Regions from separate parts of the Mus musculus genome. Here all the other regions are linked to region 4. A link is a loop called in an ENCODE intact Hi-C map of the cell type or tissue named here. Cell type or tissue: gastrocnemius. All regions are shown on one strand.

Evidence for each region. A loop is a pair of places that touch in the nucleus more often than their neighbours do. Peaks named below come from ENCODE experiments on the same cell type or tissue, not always from the same donor. Only the 100,000 strongest peaks of a DNase experiment are listed, where the experiment ranks them.
Region 1: a loop joins it to region 4, with 2.5 times the contacts of the local background. A loop is called at or near these places in 7 of 42 quality-filtered maps.
Region 2: a loop joins it to region 4, with 4 times the contacts of the local background. A loop is called at or near these places in 14 of 42 quality-filtered maps.
Region 3: it touches region 4 in a loop (3-fold over the local background); 10 of 42 quality-filtered maps call a loop at or near these places.
Region 5: a loop joins it to region 4, with 4 times the contacts of the local background. A loop is called at or near these places in 12 of 42 quality-filtered maps.
Region 6: a loop joins it to region 4, with 1.9 times the contacts of the local background. A loop is called at or near these places in 2 of 42 quality-filtered maps.
Region 7: a loop joins it to region 4, with 5 times the contacts of the local background. A loop is called at or near these places in 2 of 42 quality-filtered maps.

Annotation. Positions count from the first base shown.
Region 1 is chr2:60,902,987-60,906,986 of GRCm38, forward strand. It overlaps a transcript of Rbms1 not described here. Among named protein-coding and RNA genes, the nearest start is that of Rbms1, 24 kb to the left of the region's middle. In gastrocnemius, a CTCF peak has its summit at 2,454 (motif pointing right); no DNase peak of the experiment used is centred here; H3K4me3 peaks cover 180 bases; H3K27ac peaks cover 2,931 bases.
Region 2 is chr2:61,400,602-61,404,601 of GRCm38, forward strand. No RefSeq gene overlaps it. Among named protein-coding and RNA genes, the nearest start is that of Gm39834, 32 kb to the left of the region's middle. In gastrocnemius, a CTCF peak has its summit at 1,903 (motif pointing left); DNase peaks (open chromatin) are centred at 1,174, 1,601 and 1,864; H3K4me3 peaks cover 1,863 bases; H3K27ac peaks cover 2,682 bases.
Region 3 is chr2:60,960,304-60,964,303 of GRCm38, forward strand. It overlaps a transcript of Rbms1 not described here. Among named protein-coding and RNA genes, the nearest start is that of Gm33647, 6.7 kb to the right of the region's middle. In gastrocnemius, a CTCF peak has its summit at 2,034; DNase peaks (open chromatin) are centred at 1,917, 2,055, 2,443, 2,905 and 1 more place; H3K4me3 peaks cover 3,883 bases; H3K27ac peaks cover 4,000 bases.
Region 4 is chr2:60,800,304-60,804,303 of GRCm38, forward strand. The region is part of intron 2 of Rbms1 (RNA binding motif, single stranded interacting protein 1); the gene reads right to left. Among named protein-coding and RNA genes, the nearest start is that of Rbms1, 79 kb to the right of the region's middle. In gastrocnemius, a CTCF peak has its summit at 2,115 (motif pointing right); DNase peaks (open chromatin) are centred at 319, 2,114 and 3,700; H3K4me3 peaks cover 317 bases; H3K27ac peaks cover 2,113 bases.
Region 5 is chr2:61,452,321-61,456,320 of GRCm38, forward strand. Gm33753 (a long non-coding RNA gene) reads left to right here and starts at 622. Exons shown (of 4, transcript XR_374566.2): 1 at 622-827; 2 at 957-1,059; 3 at 1,386-1,455; 4 at 1,527-1,772. In gastrocnemius, CTCF peaks have their summits at 2,333 (motif pointing left) and 3,798 (motif pointing left); DNase peaks (open chromatin) are centred at 1,561, 2,326 and 3,779; H3K4me3 peaks cover 890 bases; H3K27ac peaks cover 1,759 bases.
Region 6 is chr2:60,846,695-60,850,694 of GRCm38, forward strand. All of the region lies in intron 1 of Rbms1 (RNA binding motif, single stranded interacting protein 1), which reads right to left. Among named protein-coding and RNA genes, the nearest start is that of Rbms1, 33 kb to the right of the region's middle. In gastrocnemius, no CTCF peak of the experiment used is centred here; a DNase peak (open chromatin) is centred at 2,336; H3K27ac peaks cover 560 bases.
Region 7 is chr2:60,729,273-60,733,272 of GRCm38, forward strand. No RefSeq gene overlaps it. Among named protein-coding and RNA genes, the nearest start is that of Gm33436, 39 kb to the left of the region's middle. In gastrocnemius, a CTCF peak has its summit at 1,862 (motif pointing right); DNase peaks (open chromatin) are centred at 1,028 and 1,863; H3K27ac peaks cover 633 bases.

The DNA of each region.
Region 1 (4,000 bases), 100 kb after region 4:
CAGACTGATAACCTCTAACTTAAAAGTGCACACTAGATGTTTAGACGACAAAAGTGATGTGCAGAGAAGCCAGGCATCTTGTTACATTTTTCTCACTGAGGACCTTAAAACACTAAGGCAGGGTACAAGTTACAGCACGGCAACATTCCCTTCTGAAACCAAAGAAGTACATTATGTAGCAAAACAGAAGTCAGCAATGCCTCCCCAACAGATCTTTGAAAAACCTATTTAAATATCTAAGATGACGGGGTGGTGTGGGCATAGAACCTGGGAGGCAGAGACAGGAGGCTCTCTTGAGTTCTAGGCTAGCCTGGTCTACATAGTGAGTTCCAGGACAGTCAGGGCTACACAGAGAAAACTTGTACTCATTCCGAAATAAAGGAACGAGTGGAAGACTAAAACTGAAAGGTAATAAAATTGCCTGAGAATGAAGAATAACAAAGTTTTTTTAAGTTTTAGGGAGCTTAGCCATAAACATGACATGTGTGTCTGTCTAATGATTATGCACACACATTGTGATAACTAGTCTTTATGAATACAATTCCAAAAGGGAATTGTTATCTTTAGAACGCAATCTAAAAATGATCAGAGAGGGGAAACCCTTCAAAATAAGATCGCCACATGCAAGAGTGAACACTGTTCTAGAACAGGAAATCATTTGGTTAGAAACACTGACCCTGCTTGACGGTTCCCATTGGGTGCTGTTTACAAGAAATCTCCCCAGCAGGGCACCTGCGTCCAGTTTCCCAATCCTGTGGTTTGCTTACGCTACAGGGCTGTGTTCCCGGCAAGTTCAAACCGTTAAGTTGAATTTCATTCTTGTCTGGGAGTAACTTTTACTCAATTGACTGCAGCTGTGTGCACAGAATACTGTTCCAAGAAACATGTCTATGAGAAGACCATTTTAAGAAATGCAAATTAACTTCCATTATTTCAAGTCTGTACAACTAGTGTAGGGACGGAATCTCTGGTCTCTGTTAGACAAATGGATATATATATATATATATGAATGATATATATATATATATATATATATATATATATATATGGATATATATATATTCGAGAAAAAACAAGCAGGGTTCTTCTGAGGCAGGCAGCATGTGCCTTTGTCACCTATATATTTGAATAATCATCTCACCAAGCTGTTTACAACACATACAATGAGTTGGGGGTTTGGGTTGTTTGTTTTCAAAATTAAAGTTCTACTTAAGCTCAGTTTTTTCTTAAATGTCACTCTTTAGTGCCATGAGGTTTCTTCTCTCTGTATTCATAGAAATGTAGTTTGGCAAATGATGGGGCGTTCTCAATGGAGGAAATGCTACCAGCTCACAACACCGGATGTAATTGAGACCACAAGAGATGCGCGCTTGGTTACAAGAGCTGAACTTAAGAGGTAGTCGAAGGAAGCAGCCCAACATTTGATTGAGTACACTGTTTTAGTCTATCTGTACTCTCAAACAAAGCAAAAAAGCAAAAAAAAAAAAAAAAATCTCTGGAAATTATTTGGGTAACCTCAGGTTCTACATGGTGGAGATTTAAAAACAAACAACAGAACCACTGTGGATTCTTGCATTTCCTTACTGTTGAGGACAGGGGGAAGGGGGGAGGGGAGGTCTCAACATGCCAGGGGATGTAGGAGAAGCTGAATCAGCTTCCACAAACAATTGGGAATGCTGTTTTGTAAGATCTTTTCCAGTAGCAGTATAGAAAATATCATTTGAAAAGGCAGGACTAGATCTGCCTGTCGATGGGCAGGTGATGCGGTCAGCGAATGAATATCGTTAGCTAACTTCTGTGTCCCCATTCCCAACCTTGGCAAGAGTGGCCTCTTTTGTGCAGACTGATGAAGATAGTTATGAGTGTTGCCTCTCCACTGGCTCCAACAAACCAAATCCAAACTGTGTTTATTAAAGATGAAAGTGTAAGGATTTGGCACCTGTATTTGTTTAAGTTTGGCTACTGTGGCTTTGCAAAGCCCTGCATCCAATCAGTACCTTTTGCTCTCTAGCTGAAGAAGGACATCTATTTAAAAAAAAAAACATCTTCAGAGAACATTTAAAATTCAGCTTCTTTAAAAATCAGACCCAAGAATGTTTTAATTGTCAAGACATTTTTATTTAAGAGCATGAACTACAAGGAGTAGTTAGCAGTTTTTATACTTTAAAAGTTAACAGGAACCCTCCGTTTTTTTTGTTTTGTTTTGTTTTGTTTTGTTTGTTTGTTTGGTTGGTTTTTTTGAATGCTGCTTAAGAAGATGTGCATTTGTCCTAGGAGTCCAAAGAACCTTCTAAGGCACATATAGTGGGCACTGTGCTAGAAATAGTTTTGAAACTATGTTAGGTTATATGTTAGTCAGCCATCTTATTAATTCAAAGCAAGCTCTTTGGGAAAAAAAAAAAAAAAGAAAGAAAAAGAAAAAAATTTTTGCCACTAGAGGGGGTTCAGAATTGCCTTTGCAGCAAACGCCCTGGAAGCCGATGCTAACATCTGGAGCAACATTAAGTATGGCTAGAGTAAACTTCCTTTTCATTACTCACTGGGGATAAGTTAAAAATAAGTTTTTGATGGGAGTAGATGAGAAAACCCGTTGTAAGTATGTGACAGTTAGGTATGCAACTTAACAAAACCCCTCAAATCTCTGAAACTGCTATAAACTGCACTTGGTTCTAACTGCTTAATCATTAGGAATGGGGTCTTTTAGTTTCTCAAGCTTTTCTTTGTTTTATTTTCAAGACAGAGTCTCAGATTGCCCAGGCCGGCTCCAACCTCGCTATGTAGGTGAGGATGATTTTTTTTGATCCCTCTGCCTTCCAAGTGAGAGCTGAGACAACAGACATCTTCTGATACACCAGGTTTTTGACACTGTTTGGTGCTGGAGACTAAACTCAAGGCTTCACGTGGGCTAGGCAGATCCTCTCCCAACTGAACTCCATCAAGGCCCTCAAGCTTTCTTTAACTGAGAGGCACAAGCATCACCAAGTACTCTCAGCTGTAAAGCAGAGTTAGGAAGTCTAGACTAGTCTCCTATCTAGTTAGAGCCCACGTGGAACCGTGTCTTGCAAAATGACAAACCACATAAAGAACCAAGGGACTCTTAGCCACAAATGGACAGCTCATGGAAGTGAGACCACTATGTTGTATCCACCTGCATCCGTGACATAGCCAAAGTCACCTGGAACAGAAAAGCCACCAAGCTAATTCCATCCTACCTAAGGAATCATGCAAAATAACAGCTCATTGTTTTGTTTGCTGTAGCATGATAATCAATTACCAAAAGATAATCACCAAAAGATAATCAAAATACAAACATGTTTGTATGATGTCTGATTTTTTTTTCTATTTTTAAATAAATTTATTACTTACTTGTGTTGGAGTGAAGTGCATGGTATGCCTCAGATGGTCAGAGAACAACTTGCAAGAGAGTTTTTTTTTTTAAGATGTATTTATTTATTATATGTAAGTACACTGTAGCTGCCTTCAGACACTTCATAAGAGGGCGTCAGATCTCATTAGAGATAGTTGTGAACCACCATATGGTTGCTGGGATTTGAACTCAAGAAGAGCAGTCAGTGCTCTTAACCACTGAGCCATCTCTCCAGCCTCAGAGAGTAGTTTTGTTTTTGTTTTTGTTTGTTTTTTTTTTTTAACTCCCACTCTGTGGGTCCCAGGGACTGGTCTCAGGTGACTAAGCTTAGCAGCAAGCTCCTTCACTGTATTATAAAGTAGATTTTTTTTTACATTTGAAGCAACTGTTTAAAGCCCCTTTCTTGTTTACTTTTCATTTGTATTCACAAGGTTTTCAACTCTTCTTTCTCGACGAGTTCAAGCTCACCCAAACCAATGGTCGTCGGCACCAAAGCAAGTCCCTGAACCTTTTGGTCCTCTCCCCTCTTCTCAGTTACCTAGGACATTGCCCATGATGGATAAGGACAAACGGCTCCAGCAAGAAAAAGACACAGAGATCTCCCCCATTGCTAGCTGAGTGTTCTTGGAAAGG
Region 2 (4,000 bases), 600 kb after region 4:
CAACACTGGCTGGAATGATCAAGAGGAGATCTGGAAATACAAGGTTGATTTAAGATAGACTCTGAAGGAAGGACTTAAAAGAAAAGAAACGACATTCCCAGCAAGTATCTGGTAAACCATGGCATACTTGCCAAGAAGAAATTTCATTTTGAGGTCATAAATGCCCAGATTGATCTAATCTTTATTCAAAACAAACTTCTAAGAAGAAGTTTAAGTGAACTTAGATCCTTAACAAAGGAGCCATTTCCCACTGAGAGGACTTAGATTGGGGCTTCTCCAGTTATCCTCAGCAGCCTCCAATTAGTCTAATCTCTGTAGGACGTGATCTCCGCCCAAGGCATTTGGGGGAGAAGGGTAAACACTGCCTTCTTTCTGGTCGCAGTAACAATTTTGAAATACTAACAGATAGATTATCCTTGTGCTTTTATCTTTCACCTTCCACCCCAGCTGCTTTGCACTCTTAGCCAGAGAGAGGGAGAAGGGAAGGGGAAAGAAGGGGGGAGAGAGAGAAGAAGAAGAGGAGGAGAGAGGAGAGAAGTGGGGAAGGGGGGGTAGGAGAGGCGCCACAAGGGGAGAGAGATGGTTGTTTTGTAGTACAAGATGGATGGGGGAGGGGAAACTTTGACTTTGAAAACTCCAAGTGGAAATTTTGAAAAAAGATAGGGAACGATTCTTAAGTTGCCCTCATCTTTAAAGATGTTGCACTAGATTAAGATGCCTAACATCATACAGTCTTCTATCTAGAACCACCCCCCCCCTTTTTTTTTCAAAACAAATGGTATGTTTCCTGGGGGCTTGGCTTCTCTGCAATTGTGTAGCCCTTGGTAGAATGACGTACTAGAGCCTTGGCCTCTCCTTTTCTTTATCATTAAGTGGGTACCAAATATGCTTCATTGATAAGGGCTTAATATTTTGTTATCTCTCCATTGAACCAAAATTCAAGGCGATGAATGCTTCAGCATATTCTAGAGTTCAAAATGTAAAGCCCAACAATTTTATCTAGTCTCATGACCTTAGTTTCCACGTATAAAGGCAAAAACCTCCAGCAAAGGGATGTTGTGTCTGCCTCAGACAGTGGTGGTGAAGGTTAAATTAGATACTGCTGAGGCATTTGCCACGGTGGGGGTGGGGGAAGTTGGCTCAGAGGACATAAGCACTACTGGTTTATTGGTGACAGAATGTCACATAAGAGCCCTCGTGTGCTTGTTTTCAATAAGTCTTTTCTGGCTAGTTAAACAACCCTATTTTAAGAGTCCCCAAAGTTAGGCATATACACGCCTCTTCCCTCTCTCTCCCCGCCAACACCTCACAATGACAGGGTCAAGAGACCGCCTTTGGTATATGCTGCCCCAAACCGACTCTTCTAGTCCCTGCTAATAAAATGTAAAGAATGTGATACAACAGGCGTCCCGAGTTAGGAGACGGAGGGAGGCTGCCAGAGATGTGGTCCCAGTGGGCTCTCAAAACCTCTAGTATTCAGTTTATCTTGGGTAAAGCCTTTGTTAGAATTAAAGAAAAAAAAAAAAAAAAGGCAGGCTGTTGCAAACCAGCTTCTCGGTAAGCTATAGTCGCTTCCTTGGCTACCCGCGACATGGGAATAATCGTTCAACTAGTCCCATTTCTATTGCGACTGGAAACAGGAAACGAATAAGGTACAGTCTTAAACAAAAACAAAGAGACTGAAAGACAAACCAGATTGTCCCAGGGTTCAGGAGAGGTTTGTGCTAAGTGTTAGAAGGTTCAGATCTGGTGGATCCTCCCCCACTTTCTGCCATTCCAGAAATTCCTTAGGGGGGGAGGTGAGGCGGGGGGGTGGGGGGGGGGGGGGGAAACGAAGAGCTGTTCTAAACTGCACAGCACTGCCATCTTCAGGGCCAACGGGGAAAATATTTTCCGGGTCAGTCAGACAAATCATCGTCCTGAATGCTTCATTTAAATATAATCAAATGCTTAAAACTTTGACAAGCATACAGTCTGTAACAGATTTTCTTTTTCTTTTAGCGTTTTCCATGTTTGGAATGTCAAAGGACACATTTTGGGGGGGGGAGGAGTCTGTGTATGTGATATATGAACATTAAAAATACGTATTTGCCAATTGAAAGTTATTTTCAACTGGAAAGATTAACTAGCTTACACTACACTGCCAGGTGATGGAGCAAAACAGACGCAAACATAGTGTTCTGAAATTTTTTTTTCCGTAAAAAGAAGAAAGGATGAATGTAATGGTTCCACAGTGCCGTTTGAACAGATGGTGTGATTAACAACTAGTGTGTTAGCCGTCTCAGGAGCTCACCGAGAGTAAACAAATGCAACGGGAAAATCACTTTCCTCCCCAAAGAGTTTTTAGTTCATTTTATTACGAAAATTTGGAAGTCTGCATTTTGAAAGCTGAGTATCCTTAGAGGATACTGGGAATAAGAAGGGAGGGAGGAGTTTCTGGAGGAAGACTCAGAAAGACTATTCTCTTCCTGATGAAGAATGCCGAAGCTCTCACAGAGCTGAGATGGGGGTAGTCTGGGCTGCGGCTGTCATCGGGATGCTGGAGGTGGGTGGTGCATGGTCCTACACACAAGCCATAAAATAAAAAGGTCAGATTCTCTTCCCGGCTCTTGTCCTTGCTCTCTCTGGACTGCGGTTTCTTTTGTTTGAAAATCTGAAGGAAAACCAGACCAACTGAACAGCTGTGTTTCAGAAACTTTAATGTGCACCTGGGGATCTCATTAAGATGCAAATTCTAACCTGGGGTAAGGTAAGGTCCAGGCTTTGAAATTCTTACAGACTCCTAGGTAATGCTGATGCTGCTGATCCATGGCCTGCGTTTACCACCTGGCCTCTAAGAGCCTTCCAGTGGTGGTGCTCTAGCATCCCATAATAGGTGATGCAAAGCTAGCTGATAAGAGGCAGAGTCTGCCTTCCTAAGCCCGACTCAGAACTACTTGTGGATAAAAATACCTAATAAATATATCACACGTTGCACTGATTTTTTTAAAGACCTTTTTTTTTTAAGTATTTTTCTATGGGAAGGTATTTCGCGTGAGTAGAGTGTGCAAGGACCAGAAGAGTACACACGAGGTGGAGTTATATATAGTAGTCATGAGCTGTCATAGTGGGTGCTATGAACTGAACTCAGGTCCTCTCCTCAGCAAGGTCAGAACACCCTGCTGAGCCATCCCTCTTGCATGGGTTTTAAAAGTAAATCACTTAGGTTGTCTGTTTTCTTTTAATCTGCTAGAGAATTAATCTGGAAGGGACCCCAAACCACAGCCACAGCCCATACATTATATTATATATTATGGGGATGAGATGATCAAGAGTCTGAGATGGAGCATCAGACAGCATCTGCATAGTCAACATCAATCCCAAGACTGCGGGGGATTTTAAAATGTCACTTTAGGAAAGGCACTGGAATCAGAATAGAACGTCTTGGGGGAAAATATCTATAAAATGCATATCAGGCTCATATCCAGAAAACATGAAGAATTTTCAAACCCCAATAGTATGAAACCAGCCTAGACCAGTGAGACAGTCTGTGGGCAGGGGTACTTGTCACCAGCCTAACTGACAGACAACCAGAGTTCAGTCCTCAGGATGCAAATTGATCCTTGAGAATTAATTCCTGCAAACCGTCCTTAGAGTGCCTCACTCACCCACTGTGGCATGCGCACCCACCAACCCACAAACACATAATCCATAAATACATGTGATTTTTTTACACAAAATATTTCCATTTTAAAGGGGGCAAAGACTTAGAGTAGATGCTTTTGCAAATGGGAAATACAAATGGTAACGGATAAGTTCAGCATCATTGGCCGCTATGAAATTCATACTGAACCCATCACGAGGCACCTATCACAAGAACTAAGTTTAGAACTATTGACAATATCAAGTGGTGATACGAATGAGGAGAAACAAGATCACTCACCTGCACATCTCTTGACAAGACAAAGCAGAGGTGAGAGAAGATGTGACACGTGGCAAAGAAATAGCGAGGTGACTACGT
Region 3 (4,000 bases), 160 kb after region 4:
CTCTTCAGGTAGATTATGCATGTTATTAAATTAGATTGTCAAATAAAGTCTCTCCATTTTTTAATGACTTACACTACCAGCATCTTACCAATGACTACAGGAAGGAGAAAGGGGTGTGTGTCCCCCTCTCTGACTCTGGTATCTAGTATCTGCATCTGGTCCCTCTGTATTTTTGGAGACACTCCTTTCTGAACTAATTATGACACCTTTACAATAGGGAGTTTAGATTTAATTACCAAACTTTTAAAACACCGCAGTATTATATAGGTCAAGTGAGGACGCACCTTTCTCCTGAAACAAAGGGATCCAGAGTAATAAGATTTCAGATTTCATAGGAGAAACAGCAAAATATGTTTTGAGACTGTCATTTACTGTAACACAAATCAATATTAAATGCTTTATGCAGGAAGCACACTTTCAGAAAATGGGCCCTAAAGCTTCCTGGGATCCAGCCCTAATTACTCCAGCAGGCTTTTGCCGTTTGTCTCTCTCTTCAATTATTTACAGGGGGAAAAAAGCCAAATGGCATGGCATGAGCTATATTAAATGCTACGTAGTTGGTTTCTAACTTACTAACGGTACATAAAAATTACTAAGGTAAATGTTTCATAGAAACACGACCCCCCCTTTTTCTTCCTGTTTTTCACCTGAATGTGCGTGTTTATTATTCATGGAGTTAAGTGTTGAATAGGCTTGTCCTTCAGGCACCCAATGCTGCATAATTTACATGAGTGCATCAAATATATAACACATCTAAACGGTAACACATTGATTACGTTACAAAATTTCTTCGAACAACACACACACGCGGTGTGTGTGTGTGTGTGTGTGTGTGTGTGTGTGTGTGTGTGTAAGAGAGAGGGAGAGAGGAAGAGAGAGAGAGGGAGAAGGAGAGGGAGAGAGAGAAAGAGAGAGAGAGAGAGAGAGAGAGATTGAGAGAGAGAATATCACCCTCAAGTTCCTAAAACAATGGCCTGCCAACCACATGGAGCCGAACAAGGCGCTCTTGCAGTTGCTAGCACCTTCCAGATCCCTGGTAACAGAAGGTAAGTGGGAATCAGGAGAGCAGTAAGGAGGCCTTTGGGTGCTGGGAAATTTCTGGCCTCTGCTGACAAGTCCTTTTTACATGGACAAACACTGGGCTGTGTTGTAGGTACAGAGCAACATGGACCACACACATTGAGAGGAAGAAAAGCTTTCAAGGTTGAAGCACAGATTCTTAGTACCAGGTCAGCAGTGTCCGTCTGCCAGCAAGCAATCCCCTAAACAAAGTTCAAACACTACATCCATACCTGATTCTTTTGTGATCTAGAAGGACATGCTAAGGTGTTAACAGCTGAAGGAGGCCGCTGCACCCACCAGCGCCTTCTGCTTTCCCTAACTGTGGCAGATTATTCTAGGGAGGTAAGATGCACTTTCCGTGAACCCTAATAATTTTTAAAATTAGTTTAGGAGACATCAAACTGTGGTAAAATTAGCATAGGCCCATTAACAATGTACCCAGGGTCCTTGGAAAGCCAGCCACAATTTACCTGCCTACATGTCATCAGTGGTCCTTACCCAAGGCTGTGCCACTTTTGAGCAGAATTGGGAACACCTAAGGCAGTTTAAAAACAAAAGAGAAAAGTACATACAAAGTCACTTCTGTCTATGTATCAAAATTTGCCCATTGTCCCTCCCATGTAAACGCTACAGAGAAGATTAAAGGGGACATCAATGAATGCAGAGTGAACTTTGGCCACTTCTCTACCCAAAACACCAGCGTAAAAGTGGAAATCAGTAACCAGGTGAAGTGCCACACCGCACAAAGATCAGAGGCAAGGGGCGGGCTCACAGGGCCCGAGGCGGGGAGGAGACGGTCCCGGCCCCCTCCGGCCACATTCGTCGCGCGCGCGGGAGCTGGAGGGTAGTCCTGCGGGGCGGGGCGGGGCGGGGCGGGGCGGGGGGCTGCGCGCCACTCAGGGGACCCCCACAGTTACTGCCCGCAGGGCGAGGCCCTGGAGAGGTCTGAAACACACGCCCCCAGCAGGTCCTGCCGAGAGCCCCAAGCGTCGGCCGGCCGCCAGCCCCGACTGGACGAGAGGGAGCCGCAGGGCCGCGAGACCCTTCCCTCCTCGTTGGCCAGGAAGGGGCTGGCTGTCCTTTCCTGTCTAGTCGCTCCCCCCCCCCCGCCCCCCGCTACTCTCTGTAACCCGATCGCCGCGATCGGCTCCCCGGGAAGCCGCCGCCCCGCGCGCAGCCCGGCTCTGCCCAGGCCAGCGCTATAGTTAGCAACCCCAGCACTTGCGCCCGGAGGCGGCAGGGTCGCCGTGCGCCCCTCCCCAGCCCAGCCCGGCGCGCGCCTCCGGGGTCCCTTCCTTTGGCGACCGTTCCCCGAGCCTCCTTACCTTGGCTTGCAGATACTGGGGGTAGTAATAGGTGGCGTACTGAGGGTACATCTGTTGTTTCCACACTTTGCCCATGAAGCTGGAAGGAAGCCTGCCTTGCAGGGTCGCCGACACTTTGGGTTTTCCAAGTCCCGATCTCTCCTGCCTCTCCCTTTCCGGAGGCGGCGGCGGCGGCTGCCTCGGCGGCTGCTGCTGCCACTGCTCCACCTCCCAACCGGGACCAGACGACGTCCTCCTCCTCCACCTCCTCCTCCTCCTTCTGCTCTTCCTCCTCCTCCTTCTCCTCCTCCTCCTCCTTCCAGGCAGACAGAAAGACACTGCAGAGCGCAGAGGACACCCCGGACAGGGCGCTCCCAAGGAGTTTCCTCTGGGAGCCCGACTGTACCCGAGCTGCCAAGGGCTGGCGCTCTGGCCGCGCAGCGCTCCGGGAGCAGGCTGAGCCCAGCTAGGAGTGATCAATACAAGTGGAAAGTACGGCGGCAGCGGCGGCTGCGCTCGGTGCCAGGCGGCATCTGGGGTGGGTGCGCCCGATAGCGAGAGGGGAGAGGGGCTGGCTGCCGAGGCCGCGGGGGAAGGGCGGCCGGGGGCGGGGCTTGGGCGCCGCCGAGCCCGGGACCCGCTGGAGGTGAGGGCTGACTTTCCACCACTCCTCACCTCCTAGGCTCTCAAGAGAACGCACAGAATCTCTAGGAGCGGCGATCGCTTTGTGTCCAGGGTGGGAGAAGGTTTGGTAGACCCTGCTTAAGAACTGCCGAGAAGGCACCTCTAGCTTTCCCGAGTTTTTAATCTTCGCAAGTGGGGGAGGGAGGGAAAGAGGGAAAGAGGAAATCTGATTAATCTCTCACTTCCCCCAAATTCCCGGACCGGTGATTTTTTTTTCTCCCCACAAAGGAAAATGCTTTAATGTCCAACCACAAAGCTGGAGCCAGGACACCTGGGTTCTGTTCCACCCACACACCAGGTCACAGCACTAATTTTCTAAGTGACCTTGGGAAGGTTAGTGTCCTTCGGTTTGGTTTTCCCAGATGTGAAACCATGCTCTTTGCGTAGACACACATACACACACACACACACACACACACACACACACAAACTGGCGGGTCCTTCTAAGGGAAAGATGCCAAAAAGAGAAGAATGTTATTAGAGGACACAATATAGACATCAGCTTCTCCCTGCCTTTTCTAATGCTGCCAGACAGTCTGTCAACTCCCACTCTGGAGCAAGGAAACTCCCTGAGTTTGGAATATTTTAAGGCCATTTTGAAAGTCAGGCTGGCATATTGTTGCAGTGTGCTTCGGTGACACATAGAATCAACCTCCCGCTCTGCTTCTCTCCATCTCCTAATTGTCTCAGCTCTAGACAGCCCCAGACGAGCAGCGGCTCAGTTCACTACATAACTGGATATAATTTAATGGAGTTAATTGGTCCCTGAAGTTGCCTGCAGAAGACTTTTATATTCTAGCTCAAAAAGAGACAATACAAAATGTACAATAAGATGGGGAAGAAAATGTCCCTAAGTTGGTGTCTTGCCCGGCTGATAAAAGACAAGGAGAAAAACATTTATTGAACATAGCTCTGTTGCTTTGTTTCGTCTTCTTTTTTATTGTTGTTGT
Region 4 (4,000 bases):
ATACACACCAAGGATATCAAGTATTGGTTAGAAATTGTCTCGTGCCCACCACTGTCTAAAAAGCATCCCAAACACATGTTCCATCTCCTTCTTGTATCTTTATTCAATAGCACTTTACTCTCCTGTTCCTGCCAAGCTCAGGTTACCAGGGACTGTGTCAACTCTGAAGGCAGACGGTAACCCTGCTGAGTTTTGTCTCTGATGCTTCCAAAATTCCCTATACTGTCTAGACTTATTTAAACAGCACTAAAAAGTCCCCCAGCCTCCACGCCACTGGTCCTTCTAAGAGGACCCATCTGCTGCATCAATCTCCCTCACGCACCCTGTTAGACATGTCCTGGCCACCTGCCCATTACCTCAGCTTACCCACCTTGATCCCAGAGGACCTGTGCAAATCTTTCTTTCCCAGAAGCCAGCCCTAATTGTCTCACTGATTCACCGAGGAAATAATAAAGGGGGTTACAGTTGCCAAAGTCCCTGCTTATGCTCTTCAAGCCATGTCACGAGAAACAGTAAGGTTATGCGTGACGTGTTATATATGTTGTGTTTTATTTAGTTTCAAAATTGATTCCTACCCCCATTTTTTGTGAAGGGTAAAAAACAGTCAAGATCATGGTTTAAGCCTACGAGTTTGCCTAAATTTCCAAAGTTCACAAAAAATGTCTTTAAGTTTTCACTGCAACCTGTCTATGAAGTGATTGTGAGAAGCAGTTTGTCCTTCGTAAGCTCAGCTATGACAGGAGTTGGCAGGATCAGACAGTCTCCTCCATCTCAGTACTGACTCTCGTCCCCCCCTCCCCCCCTGACTCTCGTTCCCCCCCTCCCCCCAAGGCTGAGTGAGCAGTGTTTACTTTTCAAATGAAACAAACACACAGTTCGAGACTGACAAAGAGCAAAGGAACAGAGAAGGCATTTCTGAAATTTGCCAGTTTTACTTTCCATTGGTGGCTTCCATCAGCTCACGAGCTAAGACCGAAAGACTGATTTCTCAGAAAGTTACGGAGGGTTTTCACTGTCTGCGGAGTTACGGTCTGCTGGCTCCTGCACACGGTGAGGTGATTATCTGGAGCCACTGAGGGGTGTTAACCGGTTTCGCTTTCATTAAACATCTCCATGTTGTCCACTCAGAAGCTACGCTCAGAGCACAGTGCCACATGCTCACCATTGCCCTGACAGCTTTCCTTGCAATAAGACTTAATAACTGGGGTGGTGAGGGTGACGGGGGTGGGGTATGTTACAGGTAATTAGAACCTAATCTAAATCTACTGTCAATCACCAGAGGCCACAAGATTAACAGATGTTTGGGTACAAATCCATAGAGGAATAAACACTTTAAGCTACCTTTGTTCCCATTTGCAATTTAAAAAAAATTATTAAGGAAGAGAGATGTACACGGTACTGGATAAATGCACACTCTGAGAACACCATGCGGGACACACCCAGGAATGTAGTGTGTAAGGTGTAGGGCTGTGGCGAAGCCAGTGTGTCTACACTGACTCTTCAGGTTTTATCCAACTTCAAAGTAACCAGGCTCAGACCACAGCCCTCACTCTCCCTGGTTATAATACTCTTGCTAAGAGAAGCTAATCCACTCCAGAGGAAGGCTGGCAGGAAAAGGATAAAGCGTAATTAAGAGACGTGACTACAGAATAATTAGAATTTCAAAGGGAGAGGATCACAAGTCAGATTTCACATTTGGGCCCTCGCGCTCCTGCGGACGTGGCTGAAGAACTGCTCCGCGGGTACTGAAGCTTCTCCGGTTTGCAATATAGCTTTACTTCTCTCTCCACCATCCCTGCTTATGAATAAAACCAAACACACTTTAGTTTTAATTAAAGAAGTATCTGCTGTCCCCGGAGCTTCTCCTTTCAAAATCGTCCCCCACCCCTTTCCTTTGGATTTTGCTTAATCACCAAAGCTACAGACTGCTAGGATCAGAGCACAGGTGACAAAATTCAAATCACCTAAAGCCCCAGGTCTATGTGGCAGTCATCGCCTTACAGGATGTGAGCACTCTGTATGTGCAAAGGTGAGCATACTCTTGTCCCCTTCCTTCCCTACTATCCTTCCCCTCGTCCCAGTTAGGAGCTTAGGAAATGGGAGTCTACACCAGCCACCACCAACAGATGGCGACCATGGTTGAAATGTTACCTTAACACTTGGCATTTCCAAGGTTTAAATACTGGCAGTGCTCGTACTAGACTTGGAATACACTAGGACATTCTTAAAGCACCACTTATTGCTTATTTATTACTATAAATAGGCAATGGGCATATTCAAAAAACAATGTGTTCATAATGCTAACAGAAAAAGATGCATCTGAAACAGCCAACTATTGCTCATGAATACAGGAGGATGGCTCATGTTCAAACTCAGGAGTGCCCATTAAGAACAAGATGTAAGTGGTGACAGACAGCAAGATGGACAGACAGCATGAAATGAGGATAAACTAAGGGAAAAAACATTAGAAGCTGATGACTTAGTGAGATCAAAGGCATACGTCATATTAATAAGCTCTTATTTTTTGTGCACAGACTGCTGAGTGATTGTCTCATAATTTAATCCTCACGGCAACCTCTGATTAGGTGGTTTTTTGATTCTACTTTGTACACGTGAAACTCAGGAGCAGAGTGAGTCTACTCGGGGTTACACAGCTAGCAAGCTGAAAACACACAGGGCAGGAAGTTTGCTTTGGAGTTGAAAGGCCACGCATGTTGACAATTACAGAAACTTGGGTCATCGAGCACGGAGAGGTTCAAAGCAATTCCACTTTGAGTTTGCATGCTTTAGATGGAGAAAGGGCAGACTGCCACTGCTCACGTCTCTAGGATGGGTGCTGATGACATTCAGAGAGAGGTCACATGGTCTACCTTGAGATCAGATGCCCAATAATATATGTCGGTGAGAGGAAGTACAACTGGCCTTTAAAGTCTCAAAGGAATCATTCATGGATCTATTTCATGGGAACTAAAATACGGGGACTATCTGTCAGTCCCCGCTTGTTGTTATTTTGGAATTGTGAGGGGAAAATAGAAAAAGCTCTAATACACAAACACAAATGTATGTTCCTCCTGCATGCGTTATATGCTACATCTATTGTGATAAACTCACACCCCTACCCGCCCCCACACAACCATAACCTCACCCCTACCCCGACAGGCACACAGGTGACTCCGAGGACAGGGTTTTCTAGCTACTCTTTCTCTTGCTTTATTTTGTCAAGGGCTCCTCAGGAAAAGGGATTTCCTAATCTATGCTTTAGCTTACTGAACGGTGTGGTTGGACAGAGGAAGGGAAGGGAAGCAGAAGTGGCGTCCCATTTAACAGAAAGGTTTGGTAATGAACAAGGCCTAACAAGTAACACAGGAGGAGTGATTTACCCATGTTCTTTCTGAATCCCCACTACCATGAAGAAGTCAACTGGTAACATTTTCTCTATTTAATAAAAGAAAGAATAAGGATCCAAAAATGAGATACAAGATATGAAAAATTTAAACTAGGCAATCAAGTTCAAACAGATTTCCTAGGGCTTTATGTTTCATGCTGACAGTTTTCATGGTTTCCAGAAAACTGGTCTAGGACATGAAAATATTAAGCACATATAAGGGCATTTCAGTTTCCATTTCATTTGTTTGAGCCAAGCTCAGATAACCGCCCCATCTGCTTGTGCCGTTTGGCTGCAAGGGGTGGCACTCACACAGCACAGTGCCGTACCCAGCTAGACAAGAAGCCAGAGTTTCCGGAAGGCAAGGGAACCAACCTCAGGACCTGAAGGTCAGATACAACTGAAGCCCTGGTGCGGAAGGCCAGCATCATGATCACAGGAAAAGACAAGCGTAGCACGAAGGAAGAGATCAAATCAGGAACGCAACTCACCAATATTCATAGCATGCCCCCGTGTGACCTTCACCACACAAGACCTATGAAAAATGTATAAGATGCCAGATCTACTATGAAGGGAGCAATCCTTTGAGGGATAGGAGGAATTTCCGTATAAACT
Region 5 (4,000 bases), 650 kb after region 4:
ACCCATAAGTTCTGTGACTCTAGAGAACTCTGACTAATACAGGGACCCAATGAAGTGACCATGATTACAGGCACCAGTCAATCAGGCAAGGGCCTAGAGAGAACAGAAAGGTTAGACAAAGGTGATTTCTTCACTCAATTCCAGAAGCTGAAAAGTCTAATATGAGAGACCATGAGATACACCCTTGCCCAGGGTGGGAGGTGAGAGGAGGTAAGGGGTGGGGAGGGAGGTAAAGAAGCAGGAGGAGGTAAGGGGGAAAGAGTGAGAGAGAGCTGAATTTCTTTTTATAACATGAACCTGCTCCAAAATCAGCATTAATCCCCATGAGGGCAGAGCCTTCATCTTTTAAAGGTACCATTACTCAACACTAATACACTGGGAACTCTTCCCAGCATGCAAAATTTGGGGCAGGGCATATACTGAAACTTTAGAACTGACAATCTTACGACAGCTGCTGGGATTGCCTGAGAAGCTTGGTTTTATGGGCTATTCCAGGTGATGGGACTCCTGCCACAAGTCTGGGAACCATAGATATTGTGCCAATTTCAGAAACATCTTCTTATCCCCATTTGTGATGCCCAAATCTGGATTAAGATATTCTTCTTTACATTGCAGGGCTTCTTTTCCCAGCCCTTACAGGTTTCCAGGAAACCCTAGTGGGCGTCACGACACATGGAAAGGCTCCAGATTGTGTGTGAAAAATGGCGGATGGGCACACACTTTTTCTTAGGTTACCAGAGGCTCCAGAACACAGGAGAGGGGATCTGCTGCTGAGGACTGACTGAGTTCTCTAGGTTTCCACTTCAGAACTCAGGTGTCTTTCTAGGGTGAGTACATACATAGATACCAGGTAAAATAAGCAAGAGAATTCTCATGCCAAGTACTAAAATGAATCGGCATCGTTGGCTGAACACCCTGGATGAATGCAATACATTGAACCTATTCATTCCTTCCAGGAGCCCTGGAACCCTCTGGAATGGACAGCACCATCCCCACTTCAGCTTTGAGGAGCATCAGATATACTAGTTATCGGGCAATCAATAGTTATCAGATACCACTGTAAGCACTTCACAAGAGCTCAGCAACTCTTCCAACAAGTCTAGAGAGCAGATTCTATTATCTCCATGTTACAAATGAAGAAACAGCCTTCCCATAAGTCCACTTCTCTCATCTCTATCACAAGAAATAACAATAGTAGCCCTGCACGCAGGAGCTATTCTAAGCATCCTTTTATTGAAGAGGAGCCTAAAACAAAAAAAGGGGCAAATAACTTGCCCATTCTCGTAGCAAGAGGTGGAACTAGAATCCAAAAATACTCTCTACTGTCTCAGTTCTAGTTTTGACCTTGCTGGATAAGTGTTTTTTTTTTTTTTTTTTTTTTTCAGGCCTGAGCTTGTGTGGACGCCATGTCTAATCTAGTAACTTCCTTTGTCATTTTAAAGCTCCATGCACAAGGTAAGCAGGATTCTGGGCACAGCTCCTAAGTTTCTACACAGTCCTCCATTACCACCTTGTGTTGCCTGCAGGTCTCCGGTGACAGCATGCCAGGCCACCCTCAGCTGGTTCCCAGACCACACAAGGTCACACCAGTCACTCAGGGATGCCAGAGCTCACAGCTGCCTTTTACAATCACGGACACAATGAGAGCAGACAGCCCGGCTGCTCACACGGCTTCCAGATATCACATTACTAATATTGCCTCGGCGCAGTGTTCTGAGACCATTCTGAGCCCGGTTACAAAAATAGTCATGACTCTCATCGGGGCTGAGACTGTTGGTTTTGTTAGGTGAGAACACTTGAGGAATATAAAATGCATGAGAAAGAGTGGCAAAGAGGAAAAGCATTCGAAAGGATGTATAGGGTCAAACAGAAGTCACCCAGCAGTGGAGAACCACCTGACCATGGCTTTCGGCGCAGCTTAAACCTGGGGTCTGAAGAGTTAATCAGTTCCTCTTCCCTTTGGTTCCTTCCAAATTACAAAATGTTGAATTGGATCGTGTGCCTTTAACTGCGTGTGCATGTGTTAAAAGCAAAACTACGGCTCTTTTTAATGTCCCCTGGTCTACATACAGGCACATCCACATCATGAGATTTGTGTGCTCAAAGCACACCGCATTTGTATGCCTAACCACTGATTTCTGCGGGGCTCTTAATGTTATGCAAGACTTTTCCCTTCCTTTGCTCACCTCCTGTGACTATGCTGATTCGGCATTTTATAGACGCATCAATTTTCCTTTAGAAGCTGTGCCGAGAATGTGCGAGTCCCTGGGCCAGTTTCTTATTGAAATCAGATGCAGAATCAGCTCACAGTTCGGTGATAGGCTGCCCCCTAGTGAAACTTTTCAGCTCCGCAGTCAACCTGCAAATTCCCCGCAAAGAGCTCTGCAGAGCCTTCTCAACAAAGAAGAAATGTCCTTCAGAGGAGGGTGGTGGACCCTCGTGTAATTCGATCTTCGACCTGTTTTCTGGGCGTTCTGTGAAATTTTTCCTTGATAATTCAAAATTGTCTTAAAAACATACCCTCAACGCTCATTCTTTTGTATGCCAATAAAAATACCTCTGGGAGTGAAAGCTGCTAAGGGCTGCACTAGGGAGCCGCATCTGTTTCTGCTTATTACACCTGCCTATTGTGTGATTCGATGTATCTGCACAACGCAAGCATGCTATGTGCTTCAGGCTCCCTAGCCTCTACTTTCTACAGAAGCTAAAGATTTGTCTTTATAGGGGGTTAAATTTTGTAGAGGCATTTTGCATGCTCCTTACGTGGAAAGTCCCAAGTCTAGACATTATTGCTACTACTATAGAATTATTTGTTTTAGACGAGACTCTTAAATGTTAAGCTAAATGTTGCTTATGGGTTGTATTGTTGCAGATGTGAAATTTCCCATAATTAATACAGCCCATAAATTATAAGTTAATATTCAGCAACTTGATAGCAGTAGCAAATTTATCCATCTTTGATGAGTGTGTCCATGACACTCCTTTCCAGGAACACTTCAGCCGAAGGCATCCTCAGTCTGAATGATTGTCTGAACGTTCACTCTGAACATCAGGGGATGAGATGGATGACTGACAAGTGCTGCATCAGCTGGGCGTTGGACCCGTGTTCTCATTTTCTGGTATTTCATTGGTATAGATGCCATCCAAGATTAGAATCAAAGAGTGTTCTTCATTTTGTTTCATGACTGTATTGTGGCTTCTGAACTTCTCTAGAAGAATGTTTCTCTTAGTTTCAACTACTTATGTATTTTATTAAGTATTATCCACTTTATAGATAGCTGAGGGCTTTTGTTGTTGTTGTTCTATGAAACAACAGTTACTGTCAGACATTGGGACACTTACTTCAGAAATAATGCGATCTGGCTCACCCTCATCATCATCCCTCCAACCCACTGCCTGTTACTAGCCATCAGGCTCAAACCAAAGCTCTTTCCCATCAACGTCGTTCCATATCTTGCCCTTGCAATTCCTGAGGACTCTGTGTTGCTCCCACTTTAAGATGCACACAGAAAGGTCAGCATCTTGCCTCGGTTCGAGTGTTCTAAATTAAAGGAACCTGCTCCATCGATCCCAGACAAGACTGAATGAGGGCTATCCCTAGAGAGTGGAAGACAGGCCAGGCCTCTCCCCAGAGAGTCTCCCCAAGGTTGTTCTTTCTTTCTAACCATGAATAAGTTATGAAGGTGAAATTTCTCTACTTACACAGAGGCATTGATAGATCCGGAGGAGGAGGGGCCTTCAGAGAAGCACTGCTGAGAACAGGTTAGAAGCAACAAGCCAGCAAGCGCCCCCTGCCGGTGCACTGACTATCCTGCGGTGCTCAGGAAAGATACTCCGTGACTACCCACCAAGTTCATTCAGGGGCTGGCAATTTTGTGCCTGGGCAAATATTGGCAATACTTTTCTCCTTCAGTCATTAAACTGGGGGAAATTGTTTTATTTTGGATTTGATTTGCCTTGGGTTTTAGTCCATTGCTGACACTCAGAATGAATAGCCACT
Region 6 (4,000 bases), 46 kb after region 4:
ACCAGCACAAGTGCTGATAACGTGAATGGACTGAATGTTTCAAAAGGTAGAAAGGATTTTGAAAGTTTTCAACATGAAGAAATAATTTTTGAGGAGAGAGGTTTATCCTGATTTATACAATGGGTAATACATTTATGGAAATATCACAATACCCCATTAACATGTACAATTGTATATTTTAATATATCAGTTAAAATAATTTGATGGAAGTAAATAAGTCATTGATCTCATTAAGATTATTAAAAGTGAGAGAATGAACTCTGGACATGCCTTCTGAAAGCTACCATGGGATAACGCTGGAAACTGCAGTCAGAATTTTAATGTTTGACATGAAGTAGGGCAAAATTAAACCTTCACTTGTAAATAGAATTAAAACAAACTCAAACACTGATTGAGTCTTTAACTACAGCTTTAGAACTTGATAAATCTCAAGTGACTAGACTTATAGTCAGAGTATGTGCCTAGATGGCACAAATGGAAACTTACTTAAAAAAAATAAAATACAGTCATGAGGGACAACTTCAACCAGGCTGTTCTGTCACTGACTGACCATCAACAATCTACCTGGGAAAATCCATCGAGTGCTTTGCAACATGAAGACACCCTGTGCGCAAAGCAGTTTAAATCCATCATCCAATCAGGGATCCCAGGCCATAGTTAGGACCCAGTCAGCCCCGAAGAGCCCAATGTCTGTCTGAGGCTTCTCTAGATTTTCACTGGCTGAAGTTCCATGAACAGGCCACAATTCTTATCTCTCCAGTGGGTAGGGAAAACAAGGTAATAGAGTTTCATGGTCGCATTTACCTGAGCTTAATGTGAATAGTAGTTAGGGTTTCTACTGCTGTGATAAAAACACCATGACCAAAGGCAACTTGGGCAGGAAAGGCTTTATTTCATCTTACACCTCGTAGTCCATCGTCTACGGAAGTTAGAGCAAGAACTTAAGGCAGAAGCTGATACAAAGACCATAAAGGAATGCTGCTTACTGGCTAGCTCCTCCTGGCTTACTCAGCCTGCTTTCTTTTACACCCCAGGAGCACCTGCCCTGGGGTGGTATGGCCCACAATGGACTGGGACTTCCCATATCAATCAGTAATTAAGAAAATGTTCTATAAACTTGCCTATCAGCCATTCTTACAGGAGCATTTTCTCAATTAAGATGCCCTCTTCAAAAATGTTTATGTTTATATTATGTTTACTCTCTCTCTCTCTCCCCCTCCTTCTCTTCCTCCTCCTCCTCCTCTCTCTCTCTTTCTCAATCTCTCTCTCCATCTCCCTCTCCCTCTCTCTATCTCCCTCTCTCCATGAACAGATGACATCAGAAGTTCTTGTTGGTACTCAGGAGAGCTTCCTATATGCACAGTTTTATGGGATTCCTGTGGTCGGCATTCAGAGAGCACTTCCTGCACAGGCAGTGATGTCTACCCTGCCATGAAGACTCTCAGATTTTTTCACTCACAGATCGGCAGCAGGCCAAAGGTAACCAAGGTTCTGCCTTCAGCATCTTATCTCCTGTAAACAGTACCAGGCATGTCTTCTACATCAACGCAAGGCCTTTATGGAAAAAGTAAAACAAACTGTATGTGAACTAAAACCAACTAGTCACCAGGTCATTGTTATAGACAGTAATTCAGCCAAGCCCATTACAGCTAAAGACTTGCTATTTTGACCTGTCTCCTTTCCCTTCTATCACTAATAAGCTAAAGAACGCCCATCCCCATCTCATGGTTTTACATAGGGACCTCCCTAAGAATTCTAGTATATTTTAGAGAAAAAAGACACATAGGATGTATCTTCCGAGTTGCCTCCAATCTCCTTTAAGACTACCCTGTTGACAGACTATGTTAGAATGCCCACCCTAAATTTAAAAGGTTATAACTGGCCCCTCTTTAGTCCCCAGGCACATGCGTATAACACATTTATCACCGCCACTCAAACACCAACTACTTCCCTTTTCTCTACTGCTCCTCAGAGCAGAGAGACCTTATGGAACATGAGGAAATAGTACACTGTCACATCTTCATGAGAAAGAGTTATGTAATGACACCATGGAGGATGCTAATGGTCACACACTGGTTTATCTTCCCATCATTCTGCATGCAAGAGAAAGTCAACCATTTAATGAAACTAGCAAACAAGAAGGGGCGAACACAAACATCCAATTCCATCCCAGTTGGGATGTTGACATCTATAGGGCTGGAATGGACGTTGAGAAATCAACCGCTGGTGAAAGAAAGTGGAGGAGGAGACATGAGGGGATGGAATTGGAAAGCTAAGAATCAGACGACAGGACCCTGCTGTCTTTACAGGATGACCTGAAGCACCTGCTGGATAGTGTCCCACTGGCCTGTGTCCAGGATGTAAGGAAGTAGCTATTAATCCTCCTCAACAGGTGGATATTATAGGGTTCAATCCCCTAGCTAATTAGGTGATGAAACTTGTTCTCCTATCCTTGCTATCCCTCGTTTGGAAATAAACCCGGTAGCAGTCCCTTGAGATTATGAAAACAGGCAACAGATTATTAAGTACTTTTTGGTTGGATGCAAGCTTGCCAAAGGAGAGGGACACATGTTACATTAGCTATTCAAGTAAAATCTGAAAATAAAAATTCTCTAGTGGGGGCTGGAGAGATGGCTGGGAGGTTAAGAATATTTGCTGCTCTTGCAGAGGACCAGGTTGTTCCCAGAACCCACAGGATGGGTTACAGCTGTCTGTAATTATAATTCCAGGGCATCTGACAGCCTCTTTTGGCCTTGGTGGGCACTAGGTGTGCATGCAGGAAAAAACACATAAAATTAAAATTTATACATCTACGAAAAAATTGTCCAGATTAGGAAGGAAAGCTTCCTGATAGTGGCGCCCTTAGCCTCAACCACACTTAACTGCATCGTAAGCCATGGTACGGGATGTTTTGCTAAAAACAGAATTCAACCAAGGACAGGTGAGGAGGAGAGGATGACAGAGAAGGCGGGTCAAAGTGTAAGCTGCATATTAAGGACCAGTAATACTGGACAGTAGAGGTGTAAAGTAGCCAGAACAGAGGAAGGACCGTTATGCAAGTCTATCAGCAACGCACCTGTCCCAGTTTGCTTTCTATTGGCACGATGAACACTGTCACAAAAGGCAACTTGGGGAAAAAATGATATATTTACCTTACACTCCCAGGGCACAGTCTACCAGTGAGGGAAATTGGGGCAGAAACTCGGCACAGAGAGGTCACAGGGAAATAAAGATGCTGTTGCTTACTGCCTTTCTCAGCCTGCTTTCTTACACAACTCAGGACCACCTGCCCGGGAGGGTGGGGGTCATCATCCACAGTGGGCTGGGCCCTCCCACATCAATCATTAATAATAATAATTAATAAATAAAAACAAAAAGAACTTGACCTACGAAACCATGCATTGTGGGTAAGGTATGCTTCCTTCCATGGGTAACTGATGTGTGCTATAAGTTCTTTTCACCCCCTTTCCAGCTACTACCTCATGTTTATCCAGTTGTTTGATCCCTTGGGACTTCCCTCTATTGTTTACATCCTCTCTCACATCTGCCATGAGGTCTGTGCTGCATTTTCTTCATGAGATTTTTTTTTTCAATTGAAGTTTCCTAGATAATCCTGGCCTGTACTAAGTTGGCAAAACTAAACAGCAAACACCCAACCTGTTTGGTTTGCAGGAAGCTCTGAGAGCATGATGGAAAGGGAGATTTGCAAAGGCTAGGGTAGAACCTAGAAAGCAAGTTAGAGTCTATGATGTCACAGGTCCCCAAGTCTCACAGGAAGAGTAGGATGGCATTAGATTAAGAAGGTTGCTTGTGGGGAATATCAAACGAGTCACCATCACCCCAAATCCCCAGTGGGAAGTGAAGACTTCTGGGTAGGGCAATCAGCAAGGACAGATTCAGCCTGCCTTAGCCAGGAACAAGAATGAATGAATCTGCACAGCTCAGTCGCTCCTGTGGGAAAATCACAAGGGAGGCTGGTGGGTTTCTAAGCTCTCTTCCA
Region 7 (4,000 bases), 71 kb before region 4:
GCAGAGACAGACTTTGCCACGAGCTGAAGCAGGGGACTGAGGAAAGGATAAACACCCAGGGGTGCTGGATGCTCCTCTGCACTTTGAAAATGCTCTTGGGAGAATGACTTGGCTGCTCCCTTATTTGCTGGCATGAAAAGGGGTAAACCTAGTTTGGAACCCACAGTCCTGAAAAAAGGCAAGATCTGCTCACAACCCCCTCACAGTGTGGATGTGGTACAGAGGATATGGCACTTGCGTTCACCCAGAGACTTTTAGTGCTTTGATGGTCTTCTTTGAGCTGAGCAGGGGGTTGAAAAGCAGGATTTATTCAACGCCCGCCCTGATGGATAGTCAAAAAAGCAAACAAACAGCAAAGTGGTAACAATGAGCAGGTATTTAATTTACAAAGATATGGTTCAGGAAGTGACTTGCTGATATCAGTTTCTTCTTGCTAATTGCAGAGAAGGCTAGTTTCCTTCTTCAAGGGTTCTGTCATCTGGAGGCTTGTACAGGGATATGAAACTACTTTGGTACCAACAATGGTGGTTTAGACTTTGCTCGCCTTCGAGGGGAATATCTAGAGGGTGCAAGATACCTTCCTGGTGGTGCCACATCTCCACAGGTCCCTCGATTTACAGCCAGATTTTAATTTTAATCAGTGAGAAATCCTGAAAATGCGCGGCAACTTGGAAGCAGCTTCCACTTTCAGAACCCTGTAACGAGATTCCTGCTCCAGGAATGTATTTTCATAGCCATTTGCTTGAAAATCCAGGCAATAAATAAGTATCCAGTTCACAGCTCTGCCTGAGGCTGAGCTCTTGTTTTGCTGGCGGCATCAGAGAAAGGGCATGCTGAGGGATCCCAGCTCCAGGCTGGTCCCCTGTCTAGTCTGCATGGCTCTTCTCTGCCTGCAATGTTTCCTGTCAACTCCAAGCTCTGCATGCTGTGATAACATTCATTTCCAGGGTTCCTGCCGAAAGTGACACTCAGGAATGCCTTTGAGATGCAAGCTGAGTTGGACAAGATTACTGTCACACCCAGCCTGCCCTGGCCTGAGCCCAGAAATGGGGAGGGGCTGGCCCTCATTTTGACCCCTGTTGTTTTTGGAAGGCTTTTTTTTTTTTGTACTAGTGGGTGGTCCCTTAGGTCTCCAACTACAGTCCGAATATTTCTAAAATGTTCTGAGAGGTGGCAGTCAACCAAATGTACACACTCCTGACTCTGGCAAGGCTCTTGGCCCTCATTTTCCTTATTTTGTTTTCTTTGAAGTCAAACTGAACACAGAATAATTTGTGAAGGCCTAAAATTTGGATGTCCATAGACATTTCCTTCCTTCCTTCCTTCCTTCCTTCCTTCCTTCCTTCCTTCCTTCCTTCCTTCCTTCCTTCTTCCTTCCTTCCTTCCTTCCTTCCTTCCTTCCTTCCTTCCTTCCTTCCTTCCTTCGCTACAAACCCTGTGGTTTCTAAGCTTTATTAGCACATCACGGTAGCCGAAGATTTTAAGCAGGTATTTACAGCACATAAGTCATATGTGTAGGCCACTAAACCAATACATTGTGATAATTAAACAGAACAACTTAAAGATGGAACATGAAATAATATTGTTCCATATTTTCCCCATCCTCGCCTCTATTGTCTTATTAAGGTTGCATACTGACTTTATATCGATATGGGCTGAATTTAATGTGTGTCATTTGATGAGAAAGGCTTAGCATTTTGTGATCTAAGTCACCTGTGGGTTAAGTTCCGTTTATTTTTACACCTGGGTTTGGTGCCTCTTTTAGCTAGAAAGGTGTGCTACGGAGAAAACACAGGAGAGACAGACACACAGTCCGTACTAAATCATCATTGCTGTGCTCCCGAGAAAACACAGGGGGGCACCGTCTGCACTGAGTCACCCTTTGCGGTTCCCCTGGTCTCATCTACCAGCTGAACAGAGAGAGGTTCTATTCAAAAGTCCCCAATAAATTTCCATCTGCCTCAGTGTCAACTAAATGCTGTAATAATCTAAAGAAAACCTGTTGCTGCCCATGTGTCAAGCTGATGTGCCATTTTCCCCTCACTTATAAGTAATGACAGAAAGGTGATTCGAAGTCCCATGGAAGGCCTCTGACGTTAGATCCTTAGAACATTTTCCTCCCACTCCCTCCTCACCTCGCTTCTCATCCAGAGCCAATCCCCTTCTGTCTCTCAAAAACAAACAGTCACTGGGCATTCCCCGTGCACACCTTCAATCCTAGCACACAGGAGGCCAGCCTGGTCTACAAAGTGAATTCCAGGACAGCCAGAGCTACACAGCAAAACCCTGTGTTGGAAACAACAACAACAACAACAAAGAAAACAAACAGGCTTCTGAGGGAGAGAAATAAAATAAAAAGAGAAATAACTAACTATTGCAGTTGAACGAGACAAACAGAAGAAGGAAGAGAGCCCTAGAGAAGGCACGAGAGTCAGAGACCACTTGTTTGCACACTAACAACTCTAAACTGGAAGACATAATATAAACCCAGAAGACCTGATACAGACCCATGCAGACCCTGCACTTGCTGCTTCAGTCCCTGTGTGAGTTCATGTGAGCTTTGCTCATGCTGACTTAGAGGGCCTTGTTTTCTTGGTGTCTTCCACTCCCTCTGGCTCTTGCTCTCTTCCCACTCTCCCTTGCCACCTCTACCCTCCCCACCTCCTCCACAGGTTCCCTGGGCCCCTAGGGGAGGAACTTGATAGAGGAATCTCATTTAGTGTTTTTCTCTTTGCGTAACATCTAGCTGTGGGTCAGTTCCCATCAACTGTGGGAGGAAACGTCTCTGATGGTGGCTGAAGACACTGATCTATGATTATGAAAGAACACCATTAGGTGTCATCTCATTGCTATGTGTTTTTATTTTTGTTTTTGTTTTTTTTAAGACCAGTAGAATTTGGTTTTGCCCCTGGTCTCTGAGCTAGCTAGTCTCAGGTTCTTGGTCACCCAAGCACTGTTGGCTATGGGTTCCATCTTATAGAGTGGGTCTTAAGTCCAATCAGACACTGGCTGGTTAGTTCACACAACTTTTGTGCCACCACTGCCCTGGCATATCTGGCAGCTGGAACAACACTGTCAATCAAAGGGTTTGTGCTTGACTTGGCTTTTGAATTCTTCTTTCAGTGTTTACATTTTTCTTTTGGTAGCCTGGCTGAGCACCTTCCTGCTCCAAAGACACTAGAACACAGAGGTGAAGGCTCTATGTAGACACCAGCTCAACATCTTCATGTTCAATGAGCTGTGTAGGTGTTGTCTTTAGCAATGAGAACTTGCCATCATTTTGTGGAGGGCAACTTACAGTCTTGGCAACAGCCTGGGTTCTTTGGGGATTTCCATGAAACAAACCTCTTTGGCAAACAAGTCAATTAGATAGAATCCCACTCTGGTATTAGAAGCTTCGTTTGATGACAAGAAATGGCCAGTTGGGGCTTGGTCTCCCCATTATTGGGTGATTTCACTTAGATCTCCTTCGTATACATATATATTTTAGGAAATTTCTACTGTATTAGATTTCCATACTACCCCTGAAATGGCCCTTATTTTTAGCTGTTTCTCCTCATATTCCTCCTTCATCCCTCTCTCCCTTCCCCCTCCCCACTTGCTATTCCTGTTGCAGCCCCTTCATCCATCCATAACTATTCCATTTCCCTTTCCTAATGAGATCTATGTGGTTCTATGGATCCACAAAGCTAATATCTACATATAAACAAATACATACCATATTTGTCTTTCTGGTCCTGGGTTACCTCACTCAGGACCATTTTATATCTAGTTCCACCCATTTACCCAAGATTTCATGATTCAGTATTTTTTAACAGTTGAGTAAAGCTTCATTATGTAAATCAACTACAGCTTTTAAAAAAATTATTTATTGTCTGCTGTGGGACATCTAGGCTGTTTCTAGTAATCTGGCTATCATGATAGCAGCAATGACCATGGCTGAGCAAGTGTCTCTGTAGGAGAATAAACATCCTTTGGGGATGAGTGGTATTGTTGGATC